2 separate regions of the Homo sapiens genome follow, and region 1 is linked to region 2. A link is a contact called in ENCODE Hi-C or POLR2A ChIA-PET data. All regions are on one chromosome and are shown on one strand. The core of a region is the stretch at or near the end of the contact, and the rest is flanking DNA. Distances in the headings are between cores, read along the strand shown.

Region 1 (6,472 bases), core at 3,939-6,438, 52 kb after region 2:
GGTCAAAATCTCACAAATCACCACTAAAGAACTTACTTATGTAACTAAATCCCACCTGTTCCCAAAAAACCTATAGAATTAAAAAGATCTTTTAAAAAAAGGAAATTAAATTTGTGGCAAATGTGACAAGACTGTGGAGGGTCCCAACATTTAGCTGAGGAGTTTGTCTATAGTCTGAGTCAGTGAGAGACCAGATTGAAATCCACCCTATTACATGAAACATTCCTAAATTCCTTAATGCTTCAGATCAAGTAATTGGTTTATAAGAGAAACTTGGTGCCAAGGGAAAGATAAACATTAAACTTAAAAAAAATGGTCTGTAATTATGTAGAAATGAACCCATCACTTTGATGGGATTAGATACATTTGTTTTTAGGTATAATTTACATGGAGTAAAATTAGCCCTTTTTAGTGCATAGTTCTACCAGTTTTAACAAATGTATACAGTAGTGTAACCACCACCACAATCAAGATACAGAAGAGTTACATCATATGAAAAAAGTTTCCTCATGCCTCCGTAGTCAACCTCTCTAACCAGCCCTTGGCAACCAATGATTCGCTTTCTGTCCTAATAGTTTTGTCTTTTCCAGACTGTCTTATGAGTGGTATCATACAGTATGTAGGCTTTTGAGTCTGGCTTCTTTCACTTAGGATAATGCATTTGAGAATAATCCATGTGGTTGCATGCCTCAGTTCATTCATTTTTATTGCTGAGTCATATCTCATTGTATGGATATACCTACAGTTTGCTTAATCATTAATTCATAAGTAAAGGACAAATATTTCTTTTTAACGTAACACATATAACTAATGTGGTACCTTCCATTTTTTTTTTTTTTTTTTTTTTTTTTTTTTTTTTTTAGACAGGTTCTTGTTCTGTCACCCAGGCTGGAGTGGGTTGTGTTCATGGCTCACTGCAGCCTCAAACTCCTGGGCTCAAACTATCCTCCCACCTCAGCCTCCTGAGTAGCTAGACTACAGGTGTGTGCCACCACCCCAGCTAATTTTTTGATTGTTTTGTAGAGATAGAGTCCCACTATGTTGTCCAGGCTGGTCTTGAACTCATGGGCTCAAGCAGTCCTCTCCCCACCATCTCCCAAAGTTTTGGGATTACAAACATGATGGTGCAACCATGGCTAGCCCAAAATAATATTTATAAGGTTTAGGGATTTATTTACTAATTGTCAAAGACAGGTGAAGACAGGAAAAAGAGAAAATGCAAATAGAGTATGCATTAATTTCAGAAATGTGAATGTCACTGCCCAGTAGACTCGTTTTCAGAGCAGTCAATTTTTTTTTTTACTAGTGTATCTTTTAATTGTCATTTAATAGCTACCCACCACAGCTGCCCCCCACCCTTCCCTTTAATGACGACGTTTGCAGGCTTCAGGGGACCAGGGAACAAAGCTGGGGCCTGGTAGCCCCACTACGCTGCCAGCCGGGAAGAACAAGTCACAATTACAAATTATCACAACAATTAGCGCCTGTACTTGGGGGATCTGCAAATTGAGGAGGCTCCAGCTCCTCATTGTACAGGGGTCTATTTGGCAGTGACCTTGCTCTGCAGACGATGATATTCCTATTCCTTCAGCCTGAGGGAATTGATGTTGATGAACCCGGTGGCATCAATTGGCTCATAATCACCCTACACGTTCATGCTCACCGGCTCCTCGTTGTAGGGAGAGAGTGGGGACTCCCAGCCAAGGATGTACACCCGGCCCTTGAGGACGGACACCTGCGCTTTCCCTCCCACTTGCCCCTAGGACTTGGCGATGCAGTGGCGGACAAATTCACACTCAGGGCTATGCCAGAAAGCGGTGTACACCAGCTCAGCAAATTTCAAGCCCAGGCCTTGTTTGATTTTGCACACCTCCCAGTCCATGGTGAAGGCCTTGATGTCTAAATGAGTGTGGTAAAGGATGGTGCCTGCTGGGGTCTCATAGATACCTCGGGACTTCATTCCAGTGAAGCGGTTCTCCACGATGTCAGTACAGCCCACACCGTGTTTGTCCGCGACTTCGTTCAGGTACATGAAGAACTCCAAGGAGGTCGGGTGGGTGGAGCCATCGTTGACGTTGGTCACCTTCACGGGGACCCCTTTTTTAACTCGATCTCGAGGATGTCAGGGGTGTTGGGGGCTTTGACCGGTTCCTAGGTCTTCGTGTAGAGACCTGGAGGCACTTGGTTCTTGGGGTTCTCCAGGATTCCAGCCTCGTAGCTGATGTGCATGAGGTTCTCGTCCATGTTCCACGGGTTCTTGGGAGTGACCGGGATAGGAATCCCGTGCTGCTTTGCGTATTCCATCAGGTCATTACGGCCCTTGAACCGGTTGTAGAACTCGGGCATCCTCCAGGGAGCAGTGCCCTTTATCTGGGGGACCAGCGAGTACCAGGTGAGCTCAAACCGGACCTGATATTCCCCTTACCGGTGGCGCCGCGGGACACCCCCTCCTGCTGGGCGATTTCCACTTGTTTGCTGGCAATGCAGGGCCTGGCGAGAAAGGTGCCCAGGAGGTAGCGGTCCTCATACAGTGTGCTGGACTGGATGGCCGGCCAGATGAACTCTTCCACAAACTCCCTGATGACATCCTCAATGAACACCTTTTTGGCCCCAAGTTTCAGTGCCTTCTTCCTGGCTTCCTCGAAGTCTTCCTTCTGGCCAGTGTTGGCCAGGTAGGCAATGACATCATAGCCTTGTTCCTTCACCCACACGAGGATGCAGGAGGTGTCCAGGCCGCCACCATAGGCCAGAACTCTCATGGAGCCTTTGCTGGACATAGTGTCTGGGATTGGAGGCGCGAGTTCCCAGCGTCTGGAATCTGTCTTCAGGGTGCAGTGAACCACTCGGGCTCAGGCAGCAGTGGCAGGCGACAGAACAAGAGCAGTCAGATTTTTTAACCATTGTTAAAGGTTTCCAGTTCTGTGCCCTTCTGGAAGCAGTGTGGCCCCAGACTGACAACTGACCCTCAAAGAGGAAGGAAAGCCCTCACCTTGCTCCCCGACAATACTGCAGTGCTGTTTCTCCTAACTTGTAACTGATGCTTCCCTACTCTGTCCTTGGAGCTGGTGAGTATCGGACTTAGCTGAAGCTGATAATCATTTCTAGATTTTGCCAATGCTTTGCCTTCAGTTTCCTCTTTATGCCTGTTTTAATCCATTAATATCCTTCTCACCATGGGTTTTCTTTGATGACTTGGAAAGCTATTTTCTCTGTTTCTAGTTATTTATTGAAAATTGAAGTTGCCATCCTTTCAGCTCCACAACATTCTCTGAAGCCAAATTTGTGACTTCAGGTTGGATGTCGATGGGTGAGTAATCAGACATGTGGGGCCATGCCCAGTTTAACTTCAAATATTCACACTAAATGGAGGGAAGAAGAGTCAAGAAAAAAAGAGAGGACAGAGTTTGATATGTAGCGGTCTCTTTATTCATTTAATGGTAACAGGAAGCCCTCTCTGTCTCACGCCTGCTCCCACCCACAGGTCCTGGTGTACATGTGGGTGGTGGGAGTTCTAAAAATTTGATCTAAGATATAGTCAAGGGGGGAAAAAGGTAATTTAGAAGCTTCTATTTATTTAGCTTTAGGATTCTTCCACACAAATTCTAATAAGTGTCTGTGGTGTTACGGTTTCTGCTATTTGGAGATAGTACTTTGGATTTCTATAGAAACTCTCTGTTGAATAACAGTGCTCTGGAAGCCCAGAGCTAGGGGAATGCTGGGTGCGTGACGAGGCTTTTTTAGGGTTAGAAGTGTAAAAGCAATAGGACCTTTAAAAAAAAATGACAGTGACAGATAAAGAAGTTTACCCTCACCCCCTCCCAGCACTATTTGTGCCTTAAAAAGAGAAAAACAAAAGTTCTTTTTAATTTAAAGTGAATTTCTAAGGAGAAAAAAATTTAATTGTTTTTAGAATATAACTGATTAAAACGAAAACTGAATGTTGAACTTGAGAAAACCATACAAATTAAAGAAAATGCACATAAGGTTTAAAAGAAAAACTTCCTGTGATATGATGACTATGCATATTCAACACAACTTTGGAAAACATTGTTTTTTCACTTTAAGGAGCAATCTTTCCCTTCACTTAGTGCTCTAGTGAGCAATTGTTCAGGAAGAGTAAGAGGGTGGGTTTTCTTAGAGGTCAAGAATCAGAGCTGTAGGAGACTGAATTATGGGCTTGACTGGAAGACTGTGATACATTGATGAGCTTCTTCACGACTCCAAGGGATGATTTGTTTGTGCTTTGATACATGGTATTTCAAAACCAAATTGTACGTGTATTCACCAACAAAAGAAACTGAAGAAATTGCATGAGATTAAAAGTTACAAAGATTGTTGTTTTTTTTTTTTGTTTCTGAGTCACAAGCAAGTCATTTTTGAAAGCACTGTGCTCAGCAAGACAGGTTTATAAATGAATGCTACTCACAGGTGGAAACTAGAATGAACAAAACCACTAAAAGCTACATAAAAGGTTTCTTATTTTTCTGTACTGCATGATTAATTAGAGCCATTGGGTGAAAAAGAGAGGAAAATTGCTTCTCTTTGTTGTATTTAGCTGTTAGGTAGTTTTTATTAGATATTTATATAGGTATACCTTTTGTCACGTGTATAAATGAGAGCCAAGTTCATTATTTGAGGTCTCACTGATTGGGATTTATGATAAGTCACATAGAGATGGTTTTAAGTTTACCTCTGCTTAGCAAATGAAAAATAAAGGACTGCGAAGGGCGGATTGAAAAGATGAACCTTCTAAAGCATTTTGGAAGCTCAATATGCAAACAACCAAGACACTAATTAGAAATGCTTCCTGTTTATCCTTAAAGACAAGAAGCCTGAGAATTTCTAGAAGGCAATACTTTGTTACCCTGAGCAGCTGTACATTTTTCTTTTTCTGTATATTTTAAGAGAAAAGAGTTTTATGTGTACTTATAAAGAAATCATTTATATGAATTTCAGAATAAGAGTCCTGCAATTTCTTTGAATTTATGACCATTCATTGTCAAACGGAGATTACGGTGGTCTAAAATTCAAGACCATGACAACTTTAAAGGAGGTAAACAGAGGAAAATCTTGGGACATATGGCAGGAATGCCTCTGAAAGGAAGTTGGCAGGAGCTAAGAGGCTGAGGCCTGGGGGAAATAAATAATAACTCAAGTGCCCTCCAGTGGAGAGGAGGCTGAGAAGAGGCCACTCTGCCATGCTCCACAGGCCCTAGACCACTCCCGGGCTCCTCAGGTGTGAGTCTGTGCTGATTTGCTGACATCACCTCACAAGCCTCACAAGTCCTGACACAGCAAGGCCAAAAGAAACCACTCAGGCAAACGGCACATTCTGGGATCTACAAGTCTCCTATAAGTAGCTGTTCCAATTTCCAAATATTAAAACAAAAAAGCAAGCTCATTAAGAACTTGCTGATGCATTCTATTTTTAAAATAATAATAAAAAATAATTTAGGTGATACTGCATAGCTCACAAAATATTTCCACGTGCATTATCTTACTTAATGCAAACGACAATCGCGTAGGGGTGGATTCGATTCACCTAGCTTTGCTTACAAGACGGCCCAAGCATCGAGAAGCGAAGAAAAGCACTTAGCACACAGGACTGCACAGCCACCCAGCCCTCTGCGGGTTCCCAGGGGGAGGCGCTCGAGGGTGAAGTACAAACCCATCCCCAGGCTGCGAAAGAAAAGTCTACGAGCTGGCCTCTGTGGGAGGGTCAGGGCCCAGGGTATAAACATAGACATGCTGTGCAGCGGTTTCTGTTTCTTTCACGCACGGCACAGAAGGAAAAGCGTTTGGGGTTCAGCTCTGCCAGGAAATAAATACATAACCGGCCTCGTGGTGGCCATGCTGCAGGTGGCACACTCCGAGCAGGCCCCTTGGGGGATGAGAGGGGCATCTTCTGCTAAGCATGGGAACAGCCTTGGGCGCCCCCAGTGCTGGGGAGAAAGAGGGCCCCCCTCCCCTCGTGTGAGTCACCAAATCCCTGAGCGACTTAGGTGCTCCTGCCCCACCCTCTTCTCTACCTCAGCCCAGCCTCTCAAACACCTTGATCCGCAGACGCCCCCAGGTTGGTAAACCGACTGAACAAGAGGGAAGAGGCAAGTTCCGTGGGTCAGGGCATCACCGAACAGGAATCCCCGGAGACACGCCCAGGAGCCGAGGAGGGCAGAGGTGCTCCAGTCGGGCCGCTGAGCCATCCTTCTTGGCTGGGCTCTGAGAAGAAAGGGGAGTGGGCACTGTCCGCTGGAAGTGAGCTGGCTGCCTATGACCCCTAACAGCTCTAAGCCCGAGGGTTCTGCGTGTTCAGATTTCTTTCTGAGTGGCCCCTACCACCCTCGTCCTGCATAAAAAAGTATTCAGGGACTCAAGCTAGGCATTCTGTAGAGATTTGAACATTCGGTTAATTTTCCTTCACTGTATTCTCAGATACCTGGACATCTAGCACAGCGCAGGAAGATGCAGTTTC
Region 2 (6,900 bases), core at 2,908-5,407:
AAGCTGTCTTGGTAATCTGTGGGGAACCCTGGGTCAATCAGTTTATAGCCTCCGGGTTCACATGAATGACATCCTAATGTATTAAGAGTAGGGAGAAGAGAGACTGTTGAGCCCTTGTGAGTGTGTATTTAAGGAACTGCGGGGTGGGGAAAGGGTCAGAGATTCTGAAACCAGGGAAATATCATGCTGATTTTCAATAAAAGGCAAAATTAAAAAGTGAGATTTCCATGGAGTTTATGTTGCCATTGTGTAGTGGTAGGAGTCTGCACTCTGTAGTCAGACGGCCTGGCTTTGAATTCTGGAGTCACTAGCAAGCGGCTATGAGACATTGCACAAATTTTTTTAACATCTCTAAGCTCCAGTTTCCCCATCTGAAAGTGGGGATGACAACAGTACTCACCTCTTTGTGCTAGTGACAGAAATAAATGAGATAATCATCATGTAAAGCACTGAAATCGTGCCTGGAACATGGTCAAGCCTAGTTATGACAGTATTTTTATTATTGTGGCAGTTGAACAAGGTATTAAAAGTGGACTACTAAAGGGATGCTTCATAGGGACTTAGAAGAGGAAGCAAAAAACTACCAGCAAGAGTGGCAGTCACCATAATTAATAGCAGTTGTGGCTGACTCCTTCCATTCAGAATGGACACTGGCCATAGCACAGCATGGGTTTATGGGCAACAAGGCAGCCTGCCATCATTGCCTTACTGCCAAGAAGACTTCGATCAGGGAGATCAGGGTGACATGTTGTCTCTGGATTTAGCAAGTCATTGACAAGCACTTTTAGGATATCCCATAGACATGGAGACACATGTGCTGGATATAGGGATACAGGAATGATTTGAGCAGGTTGTGATTAACTAGCTGAATGCCAACCTGGCAGGAGTGCTCTCGCAGCCTGTTATGGCTCTTTTCTATCACTGGTCCTTTCAAAATGTTGACTGATAGTTCAGGATGGGTGCTTTGCAAATTTATTTTTGGCACCAATATTTTTCTTTCTTCCTATGCGTGGTTAATAGAAAGCCCAGGATACAAAACAGATGAAAGATCTGTTCTGACTAAATGATTTGATGACATTGAGGAGGGTTCCCCTCATTTCCTGAAGCAGCTATGAACATTTAGGGCTCTGTGTCTTGAAAACTTTGGAGCTAGATGGAACCATGAAGGCAGATCCCAACGCCGGCAGGCAGTGACTTGTTGAGCCTTGAGCACTGAACTCCAAATCCCAGGAGGAAATGAGGTCCATTACTTGATAACTTGGCTTTGAAAATCAGCAAATATAGTTATGACTTTGAGCAAGTTTAATGAGTCTTGCCAAGTGTCAAATTCTTCAACTATAAAATGAGGAGAGTAATTGTACCTACTTCATAGAGTATTTGTGCAAATCAAAATGGAATAATGAATATAGAGCTTTCGACATATTATTATTATTATCATCAATAAGGGGCAAAAAAGTGAGATTTCCATGGAGTTTATGTTGCCACTGTGTAGTGGTAGGACAGCTACACAATTATCTTTACTTGATAGAACCAAAACGTTTCTATCCTTTAATTGCCTTTACTTGATCGAACCAAATTCAGCAAGATGGCATGTAACAGGGTAAAGAAAAAAATTTATATTTGAATCTTACAAAGATATGCAGAAATATAGATATGGAATTTGTTAGCAGTCTATGGAGAAAAAAATGTAGGCAGTTTAGGTAACAGTGAAACTCAATGTAAAAGTCAACCATATGTAGTCAGCAACAACAACAAAACAGGGCTAAATGCAATCTTAACCTGCATAACTTAGAACATTTCCATTTTTCCTGCTCCTGGTCAGTTCACATCCCTCATCTCAGGACTCACACTACAGGGAACTGAGAGATTGGACCATTCAGAGGAGGCTGGTGAAGGCCCGGACAGAAACCATTACGTTAGAAGAACAGTTGCAGGCATTATGACATTTACCCTGAAGAAGAGAGGTCTCAGAGGAGGGTAATACAACAGAGGTTTTCAGATATGTGGGTAGGCTTCAGGGGTTTTATGATGTCTCAAAGGGATATTATAATGCCTCATGGAGTGAAACTAGGAGGTGGAAGCTTCAGAGAGGTAGATTTAAGCTCTATATAACAAATAACTCTCCAGGAATAAAGTTATTTGTCCAGCATTACAATGACTGCCTTGGGAGGTAATAAATTCCCTGTCACTGGATGTGTGTATAATTTGGCAGCATATGTTATGGAAGGAACTCACAGGTGGTTAAGTCTGGACAAATTTTAGAAGCTTTTTCACCCTTGAAAAATCTGTTTTACTAATAAATTATGAAATGCTGAGTAATGACTTTATTTTATGGGTGGAGACAGGGATAGAATTTCTTTATAGAAAACGTCTGTTAATGTGAATCTTGGATCTGTAGCCATGCTGGAGATGGGCTTGCTCCACTGCTGAGGGACATACGTGCATCCCAGCTCTTTTAATTATCTATGGCACAAATTTGAAAATAAAGTAATGAAAGGAGAGGAAGGAAGGAAAGAAGAGAGGGAAAAAGAAAGCATCTATTAACATATATTCATTTGATCTGAATAAACATTTCTCCAAAAAACATATTTAAATAGTCAATTAGCTGCAGAGAATAGGGAATGCTTATACACTGTTGGTGGGAATGTAAATTAGTTTTGCCACTATAGAAAGCAGTCTGAAGATTCTCAAAGAATGTAGAACAACATTCGACCCAGCAATCTCATTACTGGGTATATATCCAAAAGAACATCATCCTTCTAGGCTGGGCTTGGTGGCTTATGCCTGTAATCCCAGCACTTTGGGAGGCTGAGGCGGGTGGATCACAAGGTCAGGAGATCAAGACCATCCTGGCCAACATGGTGAAACCCCCGTTTCTACTAAAAATACAAAAAAAAATTAGATGGGTGTGGTGGCGTGCGTCTGCTACTTGGGAGGCTGAGGCAGGAGAATAGCTTGAACCTGGAAGGCAGAGATTGCAGGGAGCTGAGATCACACCACTGCACTCTAGCCTAGTGACAGAGTGAGACTGCATCTCAAAAAAAAAAAAAAAAGTCATCCTTCTACCAAAAAGACATATGCACTCACATGTTCATCACAGCACCATTCACAATAGCAAAGACATGGAATCAATCTAGGTGCCCATCAATGGTGGACTGAATAAAGAAAATATGGTATATATACACCATGGAATACAATGCAGCCACAAAAAAAGAATTAAATCATGTCCTTAGCAGCAACATGGATGCAGCTGGAGGTCATTATCCTAAGTGAATTAATGTAGGAACAGAAAACCAAATACCACATATTCTTACTTATAAGTGGGAGCTAAATCTTGGGGACACATGGACATAAAGATGGGAATGATAGACACTTGGGATGACTAGAGGACGGAGAGAAGGAGAGGGATAAGGGTTGAAAAAGTAACTACTGGGTACTATGTTCACTACCTGGGTGACCTGGGTCAATTGTACCCCAAAACTCAGCATTACACAATATACTCATGTAACAATCCTGCACATGTGCTCGTTGAGTCTAATAAGTTGTGTTGGGTGGTGGCTCATGCCTGTAATCCCAGCACTTTGGGAGGCAGAGGTGGGAGGACTGTTTGAGCCCAGGAGTTAGAGACCAGCCTGGGTAACATAGTGAGACCTCCTCTCTGCAAGGAAAAAAATAAGATTAGCTGGATGCGGTGGTGAGCACCTGTGGTCCTAGTTATTGAGGATCACTTGAGCCCAGGAGTTCCAGGCTGCAGTGAGCCGTGATCGTGCCTCTGCACTCCAGCCCTGGGTGACAGAGCAGCATCCTGTCTCAAAACCAAAAAACAAACAAACAAAAAAACCCAATTGAAATTATAAAATATGTTCAACATCATTAGTCATCAGGGAAAATGGAAATCAAAACCACAAGAGAGTATTTCACACCCAGCAGGATGGCTACAACACACTGATAATCACAAGCGTTGAGGAAGATGTGGAGAAACTGGAGCCCCTATACATTGCTGGTGGGAATGTAAAATGGTGCAGTAGCTTTGGAAAGGAGCTTCGCAGTTCCTCAAAAGGTACCATAGCACTCAGCAATTCCATTCCCAGTTATATACCCAAGAGAAATGAAGATATTTGTCCACACAAAAACATGTATGCAAATGTTTGTGGCAGCATTATTCATCATAGCCAAAAATGGAAACAACTGTTCATCAACTGATGAATAGATAAAGTGTGGTATAGTCATACAGTGCAAGATTACTTGGCAACAAAAAGTAAGAGGTATTGATACACGCTACAGCATAGATGAACCATTAAAATATTATGCTAAGTGAAAGAAGCCAGTCACAAAAAACTACATATTGTATGAGTTTATGGAAATAAAATGTAAAGAATAAGCTAATCTTCAGAGACAGAAAGTAGACTGGTGGTTGCCAGGAGCTGGGGTGAAAGGAGAAGTGGGAAGTGACTGCTAATGGGTATGGGGTTTCTTTTAATGGTAATAAAAATATTCTAAAATTGATCATGGTGATAGTAGTACAGCTCTGTGAATATACTAAAAGCCATTGAATTATACACTTTAAATTGGTGAACTGTACGGTATGTGAATTAAATCTCAATACAGCTAAAATAAATAATGAATCTCTACTTATCTTCATTTGTAAATTTCACCAAACTACTAACTTTTAATTGTAGAAGTTTAAACACAAAGAATGTAGAGATATTTACAGCATGTATAACAGAGAATGGGAAATATACTTTAATAAGGAACTCTTCCAAATCAAATAAACAAATATAAAGAAATAAGAAAAAGATGTACAGCACGGTAAAAAACTAGGCAAACGACACAATATGCAAGAGAAGTACAGATGAACAGAAAATTCAGAAAAGCATGGGATGGTGAAAAGGGGAGACATTGATTAAAGGGTACAAATATTCAGTTATCAGACCTAATGTTCAGCATTGTGACTACAGTTAATAATAATGTATTGTTAGCCAGGCCCAGTGGTGCACACCTGTAGTCCCAGCTACTCGGGAGTCTGAGGCAGGAGGATTGCTTCAACCCAGGAGTTTAAGCCCAGCCTGGGCAATATAGTGAGACTCCATCTATAAAATAATGGTAATAATAATGCATAGTATACTTGAAATTTGATAAGAGAGTAAATCTCAATTGTTCTCAGCATACAAAAAAAGTAACTATGTGAGGTGATAGATATGTAAATTAACTTGATTGTACTAATCATTTCACAATGTGTCCGTATATTGAAACATCACTTTGTACACCCTAAATATATAAATATATATAATTTTTATTTATCAATCATACCTCAGTAAAGCTGGGAAAAAACAAACTTCTAGAGATTGGTTGGTTGTATAACAACGTGAATATACTTTAGCACTATTGAACTATATACACTTAATGATGATCAACATGCTAAATTTTATGTGTATTTTGCCAGAGTTAAAAATTTTTGAAAAGAGAAAAGTGTCAAATTTATTAACACCTAAAGAAATGCTAGCGGAAAGGTTAACTGGTTCAGCCTTTTTGGATGTCATATTAGTAACATGTTAAGATAATTTTTAAAATTCATCCTTTTGGTGGAATAATTTTATATCTAGAAAATAACAAGGAAAAAGAATATGTGCAAACATACTCACTATGGCATTATTTATAATGACAAAAATTGCCGACAGCCAAATGTATGACAATAAGGAAATAGTTACATATATTAGAACGTATATATGCCTTGAAATATTGTGCAACCACTTAAATTGTGTTTTTAAAAATGACTAAATTATTCTAGAAAATATGATATTAAGAAACGAGAAAAGGCTTTGCAGACGCCGCCGCCGAGGAAAACCGTGTGCTATTAGCCATGGTCAACCCCACCATGTTCTTCGACATTGCCGTCGACGGTGAGCCCTTGGGCCGCATCTCCTTTGAGGTAAGGGGCCTGGAAACCAAGAAGTGACTGCTCATCTAATCCATAAAGCTATGTTAACAGATTGGAGCTGTTTGCAGACAAGGTCCCAAAGACAGCAGAAAATTTTCGTGCTCTGAGCACTGGAGAGAAAGGATTTGGTTATAAGGGTTCCTGCTTTCACAGAATTATTCCAGGGTTTATGTGTCAGGGTGGTGACTTCACACGCCATAATGGCACTGGTGGCAAGTCACCACTGGGAGAAATTTGAAGATGAGAACTTCATCCTAAAGCATACAGGTCCTGAAATCTTGTCCATGGCAAATGCTGGACCCAACACAAATGGTTCCCAGTTTTTCATCTGCACTGCCAAGACTGAGTGGTTGGATGGCAAGCATGTGGTCTTTGGCAAAGTGAAAGAAGGCATGAATATTGTGGAGGCCATGGAGCGCTTTGGGTCCAGGAATGGCAAGACCAGCAAGAAGATCACCATTGCTGACTGTGGACAACTCGAATAAGTTTGACTTGTGTTTTATCTTAACCACCAGATCATTCCTTCTGTAGCTCAGGAGAGCACCCCTCCACCCCATTTGCTTGCAGTATCCCAGTATCTTTGTGCTCTTGCTGCAGTTCCCTTTGGGTTCCATGTTTTCCTTGTTCCCTCCCATGCCTAGCTGGATTGCAGAGTTAAGTTTATGATTATGAAATAAAAACTAAATAACAACAACAACAAAAAGAAACGAGAAAAAACTCACTGCATATATATAGAATGACACCAATTTTGTGGCAAATAAGCCATACATATAGAAAAAAATACCAAAAATCATGGTAGGGTTACCAATGTTTTCAATTTTTTTTTTGCTTGAAACTTCTCTGAATGTCCTAAAAGGTCGACAGGACTATGTGTCCCCCCTTCCCTTTTTTTGGTATGCCTTTTAAATCATAATAAAGGTACATGTTTAATTTAAAACAGAGAAATTCAGAACACAAGCCAC

Evidence for each region. A loop is a pair of places that touch in the nucleus more often than their neighbours do. ChIA-PET counts read pairs that join two places held with the same protein, here RNA polymerase II (POLR2A). Pooled maps may share reads with other maps.
Region 1: a loop to region 2 is called in a pooled map, with 5 times the contacts of the local background. The contact joins two enhancer-like sites. A Hi-C loop is called at or near these places in 3 of 168 maps with a recorded cell type or tissue (G401, PC-9 and astrocyte of the cerebellum) and 7 of 50 pooled maps. POLR2A ChIA-PET finds 5 or more read pairs at or near these places in 15 of 52 experiments (CD4-positive, alpha-beta T cell, CD8-positive, alpha-beta memory T cell, H1 and 11 more).

What each region holds. Positions count from the first base shown.
Region 1 is chr6:25,021,708-25,028,179 of GRCh38, forward strand. All of the region lies in intron 1 of LOC102724765 (a long non-coding RNA gene), which reads right to left. It also overlaps a transcript of RIPOR2 not described here and the pseudogene ASS1P1. Among named protein-coding and RNA genes, the nearest start is that of RIPOR2, 89 kb to the left of the region's middle. RefSeq lists an enhancer at 5,745-5,984. Within about 2 kb of position 5,189, at least 9 of the 41 ENCODE cell types and tissues checked have a DNase peak (open chromatin) inside an H3K27ac peak, as active enhancers do; they include CD4-positive, alpha-beta T cell, where a contact is called at or near this core.
Region 2 is chr6:24,970,559-24,977,458 of GRCh38, forward strand. It overlaps a transcript of RIPOR2 not described here and the pseudogene PPIAP29. Among named protein-coding and RNA genes, the nearest start is that of RIPOR2, 38 kb to the left of the region's middle. Within about 2 kb of position 4,158, at least 4 of the 41 ENCODE cell types and tissues checked have a DNase peak (open chromatin) inside an H3K27ac peak, as active enhancers do; they include CD4-positive, alpha-beta T cell, where a contact is called at or near this core.